2 separate regions of the Homo sapiens genome follow, and region 2 is linked to region 1. The links are chromatin contacts, found by Hi-C or POLR2A ChIA-PET in ENCODE. All regions are on one chromosome and are shown on one strand. Each heading gives the region's core, a stretch centred on a gene start or an enhancer-like site at or near the end of the contact. The rest is flanking DNA. Distances are from core to core; before and after follow the strand shown. Region 1 overlaps CTIF (cap binding complex dependent translation initiation factor). Region 2 overlaps SMAD7 (SMAD family member 7).

Region 1 (7,092 bases), core at 4,258-6,757:
CCCCAGCACCTCCTCCTCCTCCTTCCCCGGAGCCAGGCAGGCAGGAGACAGCAGATCCTTCCCCCCAGCTCTGTGAGCGGCCGGCCCCCAGCCGCCGCGGGGAATCTGAGCTATGCTAAGCGGCTCCAGATCGCAGCATCTCTGCCCTGCCCGGGCACGGCCGGCCCAGACAGGGCGCCTCTACCTGCCGTGGCTGCCGCTGGAAAGCTGGCACCGCCTGGGCTGATGGAAAAAATCTCCCTGCGGGTTATGTAACTGCTCACCGCCCTGTCCCTGGCTCCCCAGGGAGGCTCCCAGCCACTACCAAGAGAGAGCAGTGGCCCCTGGGCAGGAAGGAGACCACAGAGGGTCACTCTTTCAAAAGGAAGAAAATAGTGTTGCGTTATCTGAGGTCCTCCTCTGGAACCAGCCTGTGCATGGCGCCAAGGTGTTTCCTGAAAATGCTTAAGGAGCTCAGAGGCCTGCCCCAGTATTATAGCAAGAAGAGAGCTAAACCTAGCGGGAGGGAGTGGCCACAGAGGAGGAAGAGGGCAGGACAGCTTTGTTACTGTTTTTCTTTTCTTTTCTTTTTGGCAAATTATTATTGCAGTAAAATATACCATAAAATTCACCATCTGAACTAGTTTTAAGTGCACAGTTCAGCAGTACCCCGCATACCTACAATGTTGGACAATGCCCATGACCATCCCCCGGCACCCCACCAAACCCTCTCATCACCCCAAACAAAAGCCATGTACCCACCATAACTCCCCTACAGCAATAACTCCCCTACAGCAATAACTCCCCTACAGCAATGCCTCCCCTCCATCTTCCATCTCCATGAATTCACCCACTCTACAAATAGCACACATGGGATATCATACAATATTTTTCTTTTTGTGCCTGGCTTATTTCACTTCACATCATGGTTTCCAGGTTTATTCATGTGTCAGAATTCCCTTCTTTTTCATGGCTGACTAATATTCCATTTTATGTCTATACCACATTTTGTTTATCCATTTATCTGTCAATGGGCACTTGATTTTCTTCCACCTTTTGACTATTGTGATTCATGCTGATAGGAGCATGCATGCACAAATATCTGTTTGAGTCCCTGCTTTTGATTCTTTGGGGTATATACCTAGAAGTGGAATTGCTGGATCATATGGAAATTTTATCTTTAGCTTTTTGAGTATCTGCCAAACTGTTTCCAGGAAGGGTGTTTTTGATGGGGGAAATATCATGAACCAAGAGCCAAAGAAATGACACAACTGAGGGACAATAAGGACACTGCCTTACTGAAATTCAGCTGAGAGCTGGAGGAAGTCTATAAGGGGGACCGACTAAGAGGCAGAAGGATCTGGACTTTATAAAGTGGGACTCAGGGAGCCATTGTGGGTTCTTGAGATGTAGAGTTCCAGGATCAATTAAAAATCATAGACCAGTGTAGACTTGCAGGAAGGATCTATAGATCATCCAGTCCAACCCCCTCGTATTACAGTTGAGAGACTTGAGGCCTGGAGAGGTTGAAAGAGGCCATGAAGACATGTTGATAGGTCATAGGATGTTGGACTTAAAGATGTTTTACATCAGAGAACCAGGGGTTCTAGGTAGCCACGTGGTCTCTTGTGGAGAGGGAGCATATCCAGGCTTAAGCCTGCCCCTCAAAGACCTGAGCTGTGATGGCAGGCCTCATTTCCCTGCCCTACTCTCAGGATCCTGCTCTCTGGCCCCTGGCACATGGAACTGTGGCATTTCCACCACCACCCCCACCAGCCAGAGCCAGGAGCTGGGGTTGCCTGCCATGGGGAACTGTGCTCCCCTAGCGCTGGTCCCCTTCCTTCAGTAAGTGCCATGGTGGGCTCCAAGAGCTTCTGGGACAAGTCAGTGGGCATCTTCGAACCAGAGCCCCTGGGTGAGCAGGCTTCCCCAGGGGTACATAGCCTGCATTCCAGAGAGGGCCCCTAACATTGGCCTGTGGGCCGCTGATAGGAAGAATGGATAGAGACTCCGCACAGGGTGCCCCACCCCCGGCCCTGGTGCCCCTCACCATGCTGCTGTGGGCTTATCTCCTTGTTGCCCTTCGCCCATACCAACCTGCCTGAGCTGCGTTTCTGATGCCTATAATGAACCAGAAGGGAGTTGAGGGGACAGAGGGGGAGAGGAACAGGAAGAGGAGATGACAGGACAACTCTTTCAACAGCCAGCAGGAATGCCACACTTGGCCTTCAACCCTCCGCTCTAAGAGTATTTATACCCACAGTGTTCAGGGTGGCCAGGTTCCACCTTGTCTAGATAAAGAGCAGGCCCCCTTACGGAGACAGAGGTCTCCCCAGCTCCCCTCCAGACAGCCACCAAGAGGTCAGGAACACACAGAGTGCACGGCGCAGTGCATGGAAGGGAGGCGCTGTTGCAGGGGCAGCCATCAGTGCCTGGGTTACTCTGAGGCCAATCGGCATCATGTGAGCAATTTAAACCCATGGTGTGCCCAAAGGCCAGCTTTTCCTACTTCTAGGTCTTCCCTCTCTGGGCCCCTCTGTCCAGGAGAGGCGGATACACTCGACCAGAAGCAGAACCATGGGCACAGGGAGTCTGCGTCATGCTGGCTCAGCATGGCTCTGCCCTTGAAACCCAGAGCCTAGAATAAGGGGTCCCTGTACACCGCCAGAGTGCCTCACTGCCTCCCACCTAGAGCTCAGGTTTAAAGGCCTTCACTCGGTATCAGGGTGCAGAGCTCTGAGTCTTCAGGGAAAAACAGCGGCCTCTTTGGGGGGGACAGGGAGGAACCTGCAGGGAACGACCCTCCCTTAACCCTCTGCTGGCCCTTCCAGGACAGATCCCAGGTCCCAGAGTGAGAGAAGCTTCAGGCCACTTTGAAGTATGAGGACAGGCATGCTCAAAATCGTCCCCCCTCCAGCACCCCCTTGACAGTGCCGAGCCTGAGACCAAGTGTATTCCAGAGAAGTCTGTATGCACCCAGGTCATTCACACCTAGACCCATTAAGCAGAGAGGGCTTGGGAGCCAGCACGTCACCATGTCATGCCCCTGCCTCCCAGTTTTCCGTAGAGCAAAGGCCATACGAAAGAAGGGGGTAGCTTAGGAGGTATTTGGGGAAAGCCAGACTCCAGCTAAAGCTGGTGAATAGCTATAATCGGAATAAGTGCATTCTTGAGCAGCTGCGTATTGGAGCGCCACATATTGGACCCATACTTAGCATGGACCCCATTAGGCAACCGTCATTGCATTATTCTGAGTATTAAAAAAAAAAATGTGGCAAGGGGAGTAATATCTCTAAAGTGGGGTTCGAAGCACAGTCACCTGGAATCAGCCTTCCCTGCCATAGACCCTTCCTTTAATGCCTTACCACCTGTGGCATAAGAAATAACTCAAGCGGCCAAGAGCCAGCCACCTCCCCCTGGCTCTAGTTGTGGCGCCATGCAACTGGTTGACTCTGGGTGGATCTCAAGCGTGGCAGCCCTACACTTACTCTTCTGTTAAATGGGGTCATAATACCCATCTCCTCCTCCTGCCTACTGCACTGACATTATCATTGTTAAAATCCACTGAAATGCCTGACTTTTACCTGTGTTCCCTTAAGACTCCTCCTCCAGGAGAAACTTGTGAATTTCATAGCAGCATGTTTTTCCTTTTCCTTTTGATGATTCCATTCATTCAAGGTTCTTAGGGGAGGTCCCAGGCAGGGAAAGCGCCATGAGATGCCCACGCAGAGATTCTTCCACAAGTCCAGGGGCCCCCGGCACAGTAGGACTTGAGGTTTGGGTGCAGCACTGTAGACAGCCCAGGATCCAGCCACAAGGAAAGCTCTCCAAGGGGCCCTGGGACTGGCCTGGAGGCCCCACAGGGTTCCCTGAGCTCAGTACTGTGAAACCCCAGTGAAACAGGCACTGGCCTCTGCCTGACACATAAAGGGGGGCAGGGCCAGCTCAGCCAGAGGGCAGTTTAGGAACATCAGAGGAAGGGGCAAGCCCTGTAAGTGGAGTAGGTTGAGGAAGGCTTCCTGGAGGAGGAAGCATGAAGGAAGAGGCAGGATCTGGGTGGAAGGAAGACAACAAGAGGATCTGTAAGTGGCAGGACCCTTTGAGGGACTGGGGGTTGCAGAGGAGGATTGGGGAAGGAGGTACCGCCAGCCTGGCGGAGGGTGTCAATCAGCAAGCCCAGGGCTGAGGCTGCCCAGCCGGGCCGTGACCCCAGGTCACTGTAACCACACTGGCCCGTTCATTTTGCTGGCGCCTGCTTCTTGCCATTTCAGGCCAAGACCATATTTTCATCCAAAACTAAAACTTCTACCTCAAGAGGCGTGAGTTTCCTGCCAGCCTTGGGCCGTCTTTTGCAGGTGGCAGAGTGGGCTGCTGAATCTGCGACCCTGGCCAGGCTCCAGGGCCTCTGAACCCTGGGGTTTTGCTGAGGCAGGTGGTGTGGCACCAAGGGCCTGGCATCTGAGGCCAGAAGATACCCGCCACCCCTCCCTGGTGAGGTTACTGCCTTGTAGGAGAGGGTAGGGATGCCCACCTCCATATGCCCCCATGTGCCCCAACCAGCCCCTCTTTGTGCACCAGCTGCTTCCAGAGCTATATGGAGATGGGCGCCCACCGCCCAACCAGGCACAGAGGTGCAGTGCTCGCTGTGGGGGAGGGGGAGCATGATGCCACCCCCAGGAGCTCTGCAGGAGCCAGAGCAGGGTTGTGCAGGAGGCTGCCATGGGGCGGGTCTGCACAGCAACACTTGCTGCTTTCACCTCACTCCCCTCTGCAGAAGCCCCTTTTCCTCCCCTCCCTCAAGTGGTGGAGCAGGAGGCAGAAAGTCTGAAGCCAGCCCCTCAACTAATGTCACCGTCTGAGCCTCAGCATCCCCATAGGGGAAACGAGGGCACTGGGTCGGGTGTGGTCTGTGGGTCAGGTCTCCCCAGCCAGGCACCAGGCCCTCTCCAGCAGAGCCTGTGGCACCTCTGTCTGCCTCGCACAGCCCCTCAAGTGCCTTGAGCCTGTGAAGGTTGCAAGGAGGTCTAGGACTAGGGAGAGGCTGGAACCCACTGCGGGTGGGAAGAGAAGATGGGAGCTGCTCTGTCTGCAATCTGGCAGTTGTTTATCCCAAACAGGGAACCAGAAGCTGAGGATTTAAAGGCTCGGCGTGGGAGGAGGTGCTCTGGGCTGCAGGAGATCCGGTGGGGAGCCCCAGCCCTGCCTTTCCCTGGCTGGGCGACCTCAGGCCAGGCCTTCTACCCTGATGGTGGCTTCCTCACCCATAAAACATGGAGAGGTTAGAAGTCATTTCAGACATTCCTTCCAGCTTTGTTATCCCAAAGCAGATGCGCTAGGCAAACAGAGGGTGCCTGCTAAAATGCCTGTTGCTGACTGATTGGTTAGCGGGTTGACCAGTGCAGAGCAGGACCCATCCCCAACTCTCCCCACCCGGCGGGTCTGGCCGGCTCCTTCCCACCCGCCTGGCCCCATTTACAGAGTCTGGGGCCTGCTTGGCTTGTGTGTGCTGGCGGCAGCACCTGCTGGGTGGGCAGGGCGGCCTGCAGGGGGCACCAGTGTGCAAGGCCAGCCCTTCCTGCCTGCGGCCACCTCCCAGCATCTTGGCATCCTGGGGGCTGTCCCACAGGGAAGATTTAAACTATATGATGGTGACCGCCACCAAGCCACCCTCCTATGTGCAATTTTCAGACCCCTTGGGGTCCCAGCCCTGAGTCCAGAAACCTCAGGCTGAGAGTTGGACTAGAACCCACAGCAAGGGTCCCCTCCAGACCTCCAAAACGGGCCAGTGTAGTACTCATTCCCATTTTATACCCAAGACAACCAGGGCTCTTGGAGGCCACAGGAGGGCCACCGAGGTCTCAGGTAGCTTAGAAGGAGGACAGAGCATGGGTCCTGGATTCCCTGGGAACAGTGCCTGCCCAGAGACCCAGCTGCCCTTAGGAACGAATGAGTATCAACCAGCTGAGGCTGCATTTTCTTAAAATGCATTGGTTTGTCTAGTGTTGTTTATGTTCTTTCTCAAACAGCAGGAAGAGGTTGTGGGAAGAGCCCTGGCTGTCAACAGGCTTCTCCCATGCAGTAGGGGTGGACAGAGGGACTGCAGCCAGGGTCAAGGGCAGGCCATGGGGCGGTGGGACAGAGAGCAGGCCGCAGCCTCATCTGGCCTCAGTAGCCTTGTACAGAGGCAAAGGGGCTTCCGTGTGGGGTGTCAGCTCCTTCCACACCTGCCTGGACCCGGAAACAGGCATGCCTTGAGTCACCAGCAGTGGGCAGCCGTAGAGTCACTGTTTCAACACCGCCAATTTGTTGGTCCCACGCCTGGGGCCCCTGTGGTCATTGCAGTATGTTTTATGGAACATTCTGTGAGGATTCCTCTTGGGGTTTTTTAGCAGCCACCCGTTAGGATGTTCCTAAAGTAGAAGGCAAACAGCCCACAGGGCCTCAGAATTCTAGAAAAAATGTCTGTGCACAGCATGGGAGCCTGAGCCAGGAGGGCATTCTCAGCCATCTTCTAAGGAGCCAGGTAGAAAAATGGGGTCGATTCTATTGTAGTTACTTCCTTATTTTAGCTATTCATTCAGAAATGTTAGCTGTTCAAAGGGTATGTCATTTATCAATCAGGAGGCGGGAGCCCCAGGTCTGCAGGAGTGCAGGGGAGGATGTGAGCAGGTCAGTCACAAGCTAACTTAGAACAAGCATTCAATCCCCCAGAAAATGCACCGGGGAAAGCCACAGGCATTCCCTTTTGGTAGAAAAGGTCCCTGGTCTATCTTCATCGATGGGACTCTCATCCGGGGTTTGTACCAGGGGAACCTGGCCAGGGGATGGCCGTTCAGCCTCTGGGCATGTTGGCAGAAGGGGTAGTTCATGGTGTGCCCTGGGCACCCCATTTCTGATTTCTACCCCTGAGCCAGGAAGGCCTCTCCCATCAACCACCGTGGGACTGTGAAGCAGGTAACAGGCAGAGGTGGTGGGGGTGTCCAGGGGCCTGAGGTGGCGGTGAGGATGGGCATGGAGTACTACACTTCATTGAAATGCCAGCAGCCAGGAGGTGAGCACCTTGGGTTGGGAGTGCTCCCTGAACCCCAGAACTGGAGGCGTTCTGGGGGCATT
Region 2 (6,801 bases), core at 2,816-5,315, 160 kb after region 1:
ACAGGACAGTTTTTCCCTGGTTTTGCAGGTGGTGGGGGGGCTCTGTGTGTGCAAGAAACCAAGCTACTTTTGCTGTGGGCCTCGTTTTAATAAAGCCCCAGGCTACCAGGACCCCTAGTCCTTGGAAGGCATCACAGGACCCAAAGGCAGACCCTTCTCCCACCCTATCCCCCACAGATCCAACTCCACTCCAGTTTCTAGAGGGTAGGAAAACTGTCCGAAGACATGGAAAAATACAGTGAGAAACAAAAGTCCTTTTCATTCCTCCCCTCCCCCGGCTCCCCTTGTTCCATAACAATTATGAAAACTGTTGGATGGGATGGCATTTTGAACATTTACTGCATTCCGGCCAATAAATTCCAATGCAGGATCCGATGGAAAAGCTCCTTCTTCTCCTGCGAGCTCCCTCCCTGGCCCCCCTCCCCGTGCACTCCCAGCCCTCATTCCATCTCTCACTTTACAACCCAATACCAGGGCCTGGCCAGGCCAGGGCCGCACTGTACTTAGAGGGAAAAACAACAGTACGACAGCCTGGAGACAGCGTGCAGACTGGAAAAGTTAATCATTACTTCTGTCTGCCTCCGTAATCTAATCTCTCCCGCTTGGACACACTCACTGTTCAGCCATCCCAGCCCTTTCACCCCTAAAGCACCCAGGACCTCCCAGACCCAAGCCCCCACTCCCTCTGGCGGGTCCTCCCACTCCTAACCTCCAGTTAGGAGGTCAAGGGAATAAAAGAAGAATGAAAGGGTCCCCCACCCAGAAGCTGCTGTCACAAGGCCCTGGAGTCCAACATACACGGCCAGCTGCTCTGTGCTGGGTGCCCCACCTTTCAGAGCCTCCAGGCCTCCCATAAACATGGGCTCCCATAAATGTGAGCTCCAATCTGGCTGGTGACTGCAGCAGCCCAGCACTGCCCCTCCCCCACCGCGCAGGGACAGACTGTCCCCTCCCCGCTTTCTCACTCCCTCTGCCCCAGGATTCGCCCTCAAGCCCACCCCGGTGGGTAGGGCTCCCCCACCGCATGCGATCGGTGTGTGCCGACACATGAGGCACAAGTCAAGGAGGCCCTACCGTTGGCGATGCCTTAAAAAATTAAACACAGAATGACAGTGTAATTTAGCAATTCCACCTCTGGGTATATACCCAGAAGAACTGAAAGCGGCGACTCCAGTGGTATTTGCACATCCATGTTCACAGCAGCATTATTCACAATAGCCAAAAGGTAGAAGCAAGCCAAGTGTCCATCAAGCAATAAATCAACCAGACATGGAATATTCATACAATAAAATATTATTCAGCCTTAAAAAAGAAGGAAATTCTGACATACGCTAGAGTATGGATGAACCCTGAGGGCATTATGTTAAGTGAAATAAGCCGATCACAAAAGGACAAACACTGTCTGATTCCACTATTCTATGAAGTACCTAGAGGAGGAGGCAAATTCATAGACAGAAAGAATGGTGGGTGCCAAGTGCTGGGGGAGGGGAGAAGGGAAGTTAGTGTTTCATGGGAACAAAGTTTCAGCTAGGGAAGATGAAAAAGTTCTGGATGTGGACGGTGGGGATAATAGCACAATATGAATGTACTTAATGCCACAGAACTATACACTTAAAAATTGTTAATATGGTATATTTTATGTATATTTTACCACAATAAAAGAAAAAGGCCTCAGCTCTCTTAAGGCTCTCCTTTGCACCCCCATAACTAGTCCTCATAAGCATAGATTTCCTGAACTGGGGATTCCACGGGTGGGACTGGGCTTCAGCAAAGATATCGGCCCCCTGCAGATGTATACAAATTGTGGTATAGCATGCATTTTTCTGAACAGAGTCCTCAGCTTTCACCCATACTTGGAAGAGTTTGCGAGCCAAGAGACAGAAAGAACTACAACCTTTTTATTTTAAAATGGAAGCAGTCTTTGGCTTCCATAGGGATATCTCATCAATAGGGGGATCATTCCCACACCCCTCAAATCCAAGAGACAAAGATCACAGATCACCGAAGGGACTTGGCAGCCAAGCCCAAGCCCTTATTTTGCAGATGAGAAAACTGAGGCCCAGAACACAGAAATGGCTCCTGCAAGGCCATGTGGCCAGCCAGGGGCTGAGACACTCGGCCTCAACCCAGGAGAGCAGGCCAGCCTCTAGTGACAGGAAAGTGGAGGATGCTGGCCCCGACATTGTAATTCTCTCCCAGCCCCCTCCTGGGACTAGGGCATCCTGGACACCCTGGGGGGAAGGTGGGGGGGCTTCTGAGTTTTTGCAGGCCCCACGATCCTGGGCTCTTCCCCAGAAAACAGCCCCCCCAGCAGGGTTTTGATTGTGCCCCCACTGAGCAGGAGATGGGGCCCATCTATTTGTAAGAACGGTATGGTGCACTCAGATCACACTGATAACTAACTTTTTAATTTTCCCTCTTGGTTACTGATTCATGAGGGGGTGGGGCAGGGCTGGCTCAGAGGCTGCAGTGAGGCTGACAAGGTCCCCAGGCCCAGCTCTTGATGATCCTCACTTAGCCTGCAGGGGAAGGAGACACTTAACAGCTTCATGAGGTGACTGGAAGGTGGGACAGGGGACAGGGACAATCATTTAACCTCCGAGTGAGCCACCCCAGAAAATGCAGACAGCTAATCTGCCAACGGCACAGTCATATCTTGGCGTCTTATTGTTTTTGTTCCTGTTGAGTGACAGTCGCAGATCAAAACGTAAGAAAGCAATACTGAAATGAGCACACAGTCGCTGGCCTGGTTATCTGAGTTGTCTTCTGGCTGAAAGAAAGTCCCGACTTTGCAAGATGAAATTGGAATTGAGACCAGATCTTCCCTTTCTGCTCTGATCAAACCCCCCAGCAAAAGCAGCTCTCCCCGCCTTTTCTTCCTGGTGGGGCTTCACGGAGGAGCGAGAAGAGTAATTCAATTAGTGAACTCCACAGAGCTTGGAAGCCATCGGTTGGCCCCGGGGGAACAGACAGAGAAGGATGAATGTGAAAAGGAAACACCCTGGTAACTGCATCTTAGATTATTTCATCCAAACCCAACCCCAGACAGGCCAGGGCCTCACACACAGGGCTGACACCTCAGAAACGGGCTTAACCCTCAGATTTAAAATTAAAAAGCAAGAATTTCCTTCATCCCCCAGATGGTCTTCGTTGCGAATCAAGTCCTCTGGAGTTACAAAGGGAAAGTCACTCCTGGGCTTTGAAAACATCCCACTTCTCCTCTGGCTGTCAAGACATTAGATACTGTCTTTCCAGATGTTTCCCCACCCCTTGGCCGTGGTCCACTGAGGAGCCTGGCGCTAGGCTGGTCACTTCCACTCTGTGCTGTGCCCCAGGTACTACCAGGGTCTGGAGGGTGGATTATAACCACAGCTCCTGTTCTTCCTGCTGTCATCTTACAATCAGCAAGAAGCGGGGTGGGGAGGCGGGCTGGAACCAAAACCCGGGAGACCTACCTCTGTTTATCCACAAGCTTTGCTTTATCTCAATTCTCAACAGACCACACAACCAAAGCAGAAGTAGAAGTGGATGACTCAAGAGCTAGGCCCATCCCAGGGGGCCCACCCTGCACCTCCCCCACCTATGGCCTGGCTTCATGGAGGGACCAGGCTCCTCTGTCCTACAGAAGCTGCCCCTGCCTGCCTCCAGGTAGAGGCAACTCCTAGTCAATCCCCCCTCCCGCCGGCTCCATCCCCATGGATTCAACATCACCTTCGGACAAGCCATTCCAACTGCCAATTCTTAATTCTAACCCAGCCCAGGAACTGGTCCTCTGCACAGCACACAGCCTGGCACATAATAGGTGTCAATACATATTTGCTCCATAAACAAACCACAGGGACACACTGGCTTCTTCCAAAGCAGCGGGCCCACCTAGCTTCACACCCGGCAGAGGGAGGCACATGTGAACCCACCTGAGAGGGGAGCACACCTTCCAAGCACGGAGTCAGCCAGAAGGACCAAGTCCCTCTCCTGGACTCCCCACGGAGGACACAAGAGGGAAGCCCTGTTCTGCGCTAGGTCACACTCAGCCGCCGCGGCATATGCCACTGAGAGGTGTTTCCAAGGCCGGCGCCGGCCCACCAACCTCTGTGGGCACACCACCTGCCCACAGCATTCTGCTTTGGCGTCCTGCTCTGTTTGGACAAGTTGCCCTCACCAAGTGTTCAACAATGCTTTTACACACCCCAGGGCCCTTGTTGTGTTATGAAAACAAAACAAAGCACGCTAAGGAAAAAGCTGGGAGGGTGGGGGTGAGCGTGAGTGGAGAGCGGGCCAGCCACACACACAGGTCTCTTTCTTTCTGGTCTCTGTCCTAAAGACGGCTCCTTGGCAGCACGGGCCGGGGCACTGTCCCATGCCCTGTGTCATTAGAACAATGACATCAACAAAGAGGGGATTTAGAAACCCAGAGACAAAAAATGGAACTGGACCTTATCTGCACCACTGTAGGGCTGTGATAAGCCCCCTCTCTGGGAGATGCTTCTAGGTGAACCATATCACTCCTTCCTCCAAAGCACAGCACCGTTACTGGACACAGCTGTACCAGGGCAGCTCCGAGACCCATTTCCCCTCCACTCCTCACTAGCACCCTAGAAATAGTCTCAGGAAAGTTACAGAACTCCTGCAGGATGAGGGGGACACGGTGGCTTGAAAACACGAAGGCAGCCCTGAGTTCCCGGCGGCTAAGTGCCAGGTGCCTCTGTTAGGGGAAGGCAGTACCGGGGGTGGGTAAAAAGGCTAAAGGCGTGAGTAAATTCTTACGTACCCCCCATCAAAAAAAAAAATACAATCTTTTTTTTGCAAGTTAAAACTGAGCTAATGACACTGGGTGGGGCTCAGTGTTGAGGACTCCCCAGCCAAACCAAAATTAGCTTCCAGCCAAGAGCTGCTTGGCCTTACCATTTGGGGAAGGAAGCTGAAAAAGTCATGAAAGATTCTTTAGTAAAATGGGAAATAAGGCGGCAGTTAACATTTCAACTGAAGGTGACCCTTCTGGTAAAATATTTTTTTAAATAATAAAAATAACATAAAGTTCTCAAACAGCCTCTTTCTTAAAGAAAATGGCCTACATGTTCTCGTGGGAGTGGAAGGGAAGAAAAAAAAAACACAAAACAGAAAACAGGCTAGCCGTTTCTCAGCCACTACCTTTCACGAACCACTTTTCTCTGGAGTTATTCTCAAAAAAAAAGATGATGCAATTTCCTGTCTTGTCCCAATATTTCCTGTTAACTTACAAGGTGAAAGTTATCACCCTGTTTTAAATAACTGTCCTCAACACCGCTGAAAGTCCCTTTTCCCAGCCAGTGCCCACCCCTATCAAAAAATGTCCCCATCTTAGAGTATAAATACGATCATTTTCTACACCTTTTAAGAGTTGGCTTCGTAAGAAGCCTGGTTCTCTCTCTAGCAGATACTGAATCCACGGGGCACCTTCCACGGGAGTGGAAGCCCACATCTCCCAGGTGAACCCACAGAGAGAAACAGAGAGGCTGGGGGGCAGCCGAGTCCCCCAAGTGAGCCAACAGGTTTAGGTAGAGTGGCCGGGATCAGGTGAGTGTTGCTTTCTTGGTGTGTTAACCACTAAATTGAGAACTGTGCCTCAGCAGTTAATAATATCTTCCCGCTGAAAATAGCCCGGAGAGGAAGCCTCTGTGTGACAGTAGGCAGGCAGCCAGGCTTGGGGCTAGCCATTCAATACCGAGCGAGAGGTGGTAGGGCCAGTGGTGACCTCCCTGTGGCTGTGCTTACAGTATCCTTTCACGAGGCTCCCGCAAAGGGAGGGTGCCCGGGCCAGTCACCTACGGCCACTGCAGCCCTAGAACTTGGGCAAGGACATCACAGGGACTGGGGTCTCCAGGGGCCCAGGAAGGGTCTGGATCACCAGCTTTTGGAGCCAACCCTGGCACCATCCTGGTTCGCAGTCACTGGGATGGGCAGGCCAGGGGGACCCCGCAGAGTGAGAACAAGCATATTCACTTCCCCCAGCAGAAAAGTCAGGCCGGGAATCAAACCAGAGGGAACTTTCCTGTCTCTCATTTCTGGAACCCACGAAGAAAAAAGGAAGGTCGAAGGATCAGCACAGATGTGTCTGCTTGCTCAGGTAACACACAGCAGAAGGCCAGGCGTGGTGGTACACGCCTATAATCCCAGCACTTTGGGAGGCTAAGTCGGGAGGATCACTTGAGGTTAGGAGTTCGAGACCAGTCTGGCCAACATGGTGAAACGCCCTTTCTACTAGAAAAAAATTAGCCAGGCATGGTGTGGCACGCCTGTAATCCCAGCTGCTAGGGATACTGACGCATGAGAATGGCTTGAACCCAGGAGGTGGAGGTTGTAGTGAGCCGAGATCACGCCACTGCCCTCCAGCCAGGGTGACAGAGTGAGACTCCATCTCAAAACACACACACACACACACACACACACACACACACACACACCACACACACACACACGAGATCCCAGGCAGGCTACCAGCCTTGCTCCCTGGTCCATCAATGTACTTCCCATGTGACCTCAGGGCTGCCACCAAAACAAGTGTCTACCATCATCAGGTCCTAGGCAACTAACAGAAGTCTCTCCAATTTTACTCTCCACAATCACTGTTCCTTATAGATTATCCAAGTATCTACATGTATTTAAAACCTACCGCTGGCCATTTTTTGGTCAAACTTGTGGTAAAATACACATAACTTAAAATGTGCCACCAATGGCATTGAATACATTCGGTGAACTGTGCAACCATCACCACTCTACAGTTCCAGAACATTTTCATCGTCCCAAAAGGAAACCCGGTCCCAT

Evidence for each region. A loop is a pair of places that touch in the nucleus more often than their neighbours do. ChIA-PET counts read pairs that join two places held with the same protein, here RNA polymerase II (POLR2A). Pooled maps may share reads with other maps.
Region 2: a map of ovary shows a loop between it and region 1 (2.2-fold over the local background). The contact joins two enhancer-like sites. A Hi-C loop is called at or near these places in 72 of 168 maps with a recorded cell type or tissue (A673, B cell, CD14-positive monocyte and 45 more), 35 of 37 single-sample maps with no recorded cell type and 44 of 50 pooled maps. POLR2A ChIA-PET finds 5 or more read pairs at or near these places in 8 of 52 experiments (CD8-positive, alpha-beta memory T cell, GM12878, H1 and 5 more).

What each region holds. Positions count from the first base shown.
Region 1 is chr18:48,771,729-48,778,820 of GRCh38, forward strand. The region is part of intron 9 of CTIF (cap binding complex dependent translation initiation factor); the gene reads left to right. It overlaps LOC107985147 (a long non-coding RNA gene), which reads left to right. Exons shown (of 2, transcript XR_001753444.2): 1 at 1-4,061; 2 at 5,097-7,092. Among named protein-coding and RNA genes, the nearest start is that of CTIF-AS1, 67 kb to the right of the region's middle. RefSeq lists enhancers at 4,333-4,833, 4,834-5,334, 6,570-7,092, 6,955-7,092. Within about 2 kb of position 5,508, at least 11 of the 41 ENCODE cell types and tissues checked have a DNase peak (open chromatin) inside an H3K27ac peak, as active enhancers do; they include GM12878, dorsolateral prefrontal cortex, left ventricle myocardium inferior and 1 more, where a contact is called at or near this core.
Region 2 is chr18:48,929,678-48,936,478 of GRCh38, forward strand. All of the region lies in intron 3 of SMAD7 (SMAD family member 7), which reads right to left. Among named protein-coding and RNA genes, the nearest start is that of SMAD7, 18 kb to the right of the region's middle. RefSeq lists enhancers at 2,766-2,915, 3,174-4,059, 5,501-5,570. Within about 2 kb of position 4,066, at least 18 of the 41 ENCODE cell types and tissues checked have a DNase peak (open chromatin) inside an H3K27ac peak, as active enhancers do; they include GM12878, dorsolateral prefrontal cortex, left ventricle myocardium inferior and 1 more, where a contact is called at or near this core.